Regions from separate parts of the Homo sapiens genome. Here region 1 is linked to region 2. Evidence: read pairs that join two places in POLR2A ChIA-PET (ENCODE). Cell type or tissue: A673. All regions are shown on one strand. Region 1 has its middle 3.4 kb from the start of CAPZB. Region 2 has its middle 13 kb from the start of MRTO4.

Evidence for each region. Peaks named below come from ENCODE experiments on the same cell type or tissue, not always from the same donor. Only the 100,000 strongest peaks of a DNase experiment are listed, where the experiment ranks them.
Region 1: POLR2A ChIA-PET joins it to region 2 with 6 read pairs; 5 of 35 experiments call an interaction of 5 or more read pairs at or near these places.

What each region holds. Positions count from the first base shown.
Region 1 is chr1:19,487,676-19,490,175 of GRCh38, reverse strand. It overlaps a transcript of LOC105376819 not described here. Among named protein-coding and RNA genes, the nearest start is that of CAPZB, 3.4 kb to the right of the region's middle. RefSeq lists an enhancer at 2,294-2,500. In A673, CTCF peaks have their summits at 2,067 and 2,267; no DNase peak of the experiment used is centred here; H3K27ac peaks cover 442 bases.
Region 2 is chr1:19,263,493-19,265,992 of GRCh38, reverse strand. It overlaps the pseudogene AKR7L. Among named protein-coding and RNA genes, the nearest start is that of MRTO4, 13 kb to the right of the region's middle. In A673, no CTCF peak of the experiment used is centred here; no DNase peak of the experiment used is centred here.

The DNA of each region.
Region 1 (2,500 bases), 220 kb before region 2:
ACATTCACCCACAAAGTGAGTTCACCAAGATGTCTGTGCTTTCAAGTATCTTTACATGCCATTTACTAGCTGACAGTTCTCATAAGTTTATCACAGCTCTAACTTCTTCCCCCAACTCCAAACTTCCATATCTAATTACTTATTTGATATCTCCATTTATTTATTTTTATTTTTATTTTTTGAGATGGAGTATCACTCTGTTACCCAGCCTGGAGTGCAGTGGTGCAATCTCTGCTCACTGCATCCTCCACCTCTGGGTTCAAGTGATTCTCCTGGCTCAGCCTCCTGAGTAGCTGGGATTACAGGCATGTGCCACCATGCCCACCTAATTTTGGTATTTTTAGTAGAGACAGGGTTTCACCATGTTGGCCAGGCTGGTTTTGAACTCCTGACCTCAGGTGATCCACTTGTCTCCCCAAAGTGCTAGAATTACAGGTGTGAGCCACCACGCCCACCTGACATCTCCATTTAAATCTCCAGTAGGAGGGGCCTGGCGCGGTGGCTCACGCCTGTAATCCCAGCACTTTGGGAGGCCGAGGTGGGCGGATCATGAGGTCAGGAGATCAAGACCATCTTGGCTAACATGGTGAAACCCCATCTCTACTAAAAATACAAAAAAAAATTAGCCAGGTGTAGTGGCGGGCACCTGTAGTCCCAGCTACTCGGGAGGCTGAGGCAGGAGAATGGCGTGAACCCGGGAGGCGGAGCTTGCAGTGAGCCGAGATTGTGCCACTGCACTCCAGCCTGGGCGACACAGCCAGACTCCGTCTCAAAAAAAATAAAATAAAATAAAAAATCTCCAGTAGGAGGCCAGGCATGGTGGCTCACATCTGTAATCCTAGAACTTTGGGAGGCCAAGGCGGGCAGATCATTTGAGGTCAGGAGTTCAAGACCAGCCTGGCCAACATGGTGAAATCCTGTCTCTGCTAAAAATTCAAAAATCAGCCAGGCGTGGTGGCGCACGCCTGCAGTCCCAGCTCCTTGGGAGGCTGAGGTGGGAGAATTGCTTGAATCCAGGAGACGGAGGCTGCAGTGAGCCGAGATCGCACCACTGCACTCCAGCCTGGGCGACAGAGTGAGACTCCATCTCAAAAACAAAAACAAAAAAATCTCCAATAGGCATCTCAAACATAACTTGCTCCCTCTTATCCACAACCCTCTCCTCAGAAAAACCCTGCTCCTCCTACAGTCTTCCCCAGATCAATAAATGGTAAATCCTTCCAGTGTTAAGCCAAAAACCTTAGCATCAGGCAAAACTATGGAGTAAAAAGATCAGTGGTTGCCAGGAGCTGGGGGAAAGGGGATGAAGAGGTGGAACACGGGGGATTTTTAGGGCAGTGAAAATATTCCGTATGATGGTTCTAACGGTGGCTAGATGTAATTATCCACTTCTCCAAGCCCATAGATTGTATAAGTGAACCCTAATGTAAACTATTGGGTGATCACGATGTATGAATGCAGGTTATTTGCAACAGATGTACCACACTAGTGGGGAATGGGGACAATTCAGGGAGGCTCTGCATATGTGGGGCAGGGGGGTATATATGGATTGTCTCTGTACCTTCCTCTCAATTTTCTTGTGAAACTAAAACTGCTCTAAAAAACAAAGTCTTGGCCGGGTGCAGTGGCTCATGCCTGTAATCCCAGCACTTTAGGAGGCTGAGGTGGGAGGATTGCTTAAGCCCAGGAGTTCGAGACCAGCCTGGGTAATACAGTGCGACTCAGTCTCTACAAAAAAATTAGCCTGGCACGGTGATGCACGCCTGTAGTCCCAGCTACTCAGGGCGGGGGTGGGGAGGGGCTGAGGTGGGAGGATCACTTGAGTCCGGGGGTGTTGAGGCTGCAGTGAGCTATGATTGCGCCACTGCACTCCAGTCTGGGCAACAGAACTGAGACACTGTCTCAAAACAAAAAACAACAGAAGACAAAGTCTTTAAATATGAAAAAAAAAATCTTAGCATCATCCTTGATTCCTTTCTTCTCATGCCTACCACCAATACATCAGGAAATACCTAGAATACTATCTACTTCTTGCCATCTCCAATGCTACTACCCTGGTCTAAGCCAGCTTCATCTCTCTGCTGTGTGACCTTGGGCAAGCTCCTTACCTTTTCAGGCTTCTGTCATGAGGATTAAATGGCTTATTATCTGTAAGGTGCTTAACAGTGTTCATCACATAGGATGTGCCATATCAGTGCTTTTTAAATAAATAAATGTCCTCAATATAGAAATGGCTTTCTAAGGCCCTAGTCCCCCTACAGTCCATTCAGAACACAGCAGCCTCATGATCCTTTTAAAGCCTAGGTCAAATCTTGTCATTGCCCTGTCCTTCAGCTCCTGCTCGACCTAGGCTAGCCACACTGGCCTCCTGTCTGGCCCTTGAAAACACACCAGTGCTGATGCAGCACTGTCACCTTCAGGGTTTTTACCCTTGCTGCTCCTTGTGCCTCTGCTATCCACACGGCTTGCTCCCTCCTTCCCTTCAGCTATATGATCAAAT
Region 2 (2,500 bases):
AAGTAAGTCAACTGTATAGTGTCTGAATTATGTCTCAATACTGTTGTTTTTAAAAAACAAAACAGGCCAGGCACGGTGTCTCATTCCTGAAATCCCAGAACTCTGAGAGGCCTAGGCAAGGGGATTGCTTGAATCCAGGAGTTCAAGAGCAGCCTGGGCAACATGGTGAAATCCCATCTTGACAAAATATACAAAAATTAGCTGGGTGGTGGCAAACCCACTGTTTGGGTAGAACTCAGTGGGGGAAGCCTCATCTGTTCCCCGGTGTCTGAGGCGTGATTTAGCAGCTGTAGGCTAGGGTCACCTGAAGACATTCACTTATCAGCTGCTGTCATTAACTGGCACACATGTGGCCTCTGCATGTGGCTTCCAAGGGAGCACATCTCAAGCAATCTAGGCAGAAGCCATGTGGCCTTTTATGTCCCAGCCTCAGGAGTCCATAGCATCACTCTTGTGTCCTGGGAGGGGAGTCAAAGATACCTGTACAAAGAGCATTTGAGAGCATGGGGTGGTTATCTTAGGAAAATAAACTGTAACACTGGGAGCAACGGTCCTGAGTGGTCAAGTCGAGATGAGCCCCAGGAGCTGCTGAGACTCTTGAGTATCCCCATCAGGGATGCATTCTCTGCTATGCCACATCCCACCTATTAGAATCTTCTGGATACTATATCTCAAAGATAGTTGATGTCCACTTGAATTCAGCCATTTCATATCTTTTTTCTCTTCTTTTTTTCCCACTCCACCTCCTCCCTCAGCCATTTTATATCTAAAGAGCTTCTTCAAGAGACAGTTCCCAAACAGCACCTTAAATATATATACAATTCGTATTTGTTAATTTAAAAACAAATGAGAAGGAACAAAAAGACCTAAAGGAGCAGAGCTGGATCTGGAGAGCGTCTAATATATATTTATTCATCCTCAAACTAAGGAAACTGCTCTGTGCTGTATAAAAGACTGGAGAAGGGCCAGGCGCAGTGGCTCACGCCTGTAATCCCAGCACTTTGGGAGGCCGAGGCGGGCGGATTATGGGGTCAGGAGATCAAGACCATCCTAGTTAACATGGTGAAACCCCGTCTCTACTAAAAATACAAAAAATTAGCCGGGCATGGTGGTGGGCGCCTGTAGTTCCAGCTACCCGGGAGGCTGACGCGGGAGGATGGCGTAAATCCGGGAGGTGGAGCTTGCAGTGAGCTGAGATCATGCCACTGCACTCCAGCCTGGGCGACAGAGCAAGACTCCATCTCAAAAAAGAAAAAAAAAAAAAAAAAAGACTGGAGAAGGAGGTGACATAGATTTTGCACATGGGAATTCATGAGGAGGGGAGTTCCTGAAACTTCAGGCTGCCATGGGCTGCCCTACTTGCTTCATTTCTGACCTGCTTGTTCCCAGTGACTGGGTTGGTTGGCATCACCAGTGTCTCAAATTGGGCCATTCTGAATACATTTCAGAAGCAACAGGAAGGTAAGAGTGCCAGGCTCCACAATTGTTTATGAACAAGTACATTTCTGCTGCATGGATTTTTAATTTAATAAGGCTGTTTTTACCATGGCTTTTTTTTTTTTTTTTTTTTTTGAGATGGAGTCTAGCTCTGTTGCCCAGGCTGGAGTGCAGTGGTGCAATCTTGGCTCACTGCAACCTCTGCCTCCCGGGTTCAAGCAATTCTCTGCCTCAGCCTCCCGAGTAGCTGGGACTACAGGCGCCTGCCACCACACCTGGCTCATTTTTTATATTTTTAGTAGAGACGGGGTTTCACCATCTTGGCCAGCCTGGTCTTGAACTCCTGACCTCGTGATCCACCCGCCTCGGCCTCCCAAAGTGCTGGGATTGCAGGCGTGAGCCACCGTCCTTACCATGGCATTTGTAAGTGTATGTCCACTGCAGAAACAAATTTCTATTCTCAATGTTGAGCTTTATTAACTGAATTTGAAATAGCATTCACAACAGTTAGATGCTTTCTCTCTCACAAAATGGATTTCCAAAAGCTTTACTCTGATTCCAAGAGTTGGATGGAAGACAGTTTATATATACAAGCTGGAAGCCACCACACCCAGTCTATTTCTTAAAATTTGGACAATTTATTAAAGTGATATGTGCCCATGGTTAAAAGCTGTCACTTTCCAAGTCTCATTCCTCAGAGGCAACTTCTAGAAATTCTTGCAGCTTTCTTTTTCTCTAGCAGTTACTGCTGCACTATGTCTAAAGTATACACTTGGCTGGGGGTGGTGGTTCACACCTATAATCCCAACACTTTGGGAGACAAAGGTGAATCGCTTGAGCCCAGGAGTTTGAGACCAGCCTGGGCAGGTCAGTGAGACTGTCTCTACAAAAAAATTTTAAAAACTAGCCAGGCATGGTGTCATAGGCCTGTAGTTCCAGCCTTAGGAGGCCAAGATAGGAGGATTGCTTGAGCTTAGGAGTTTGGCCTGGATATTAAAGCAAGACCACCATCTCTTATTAAAAAAAAAGCTACACACTTTATCGCTATTCCTTAATATATCAA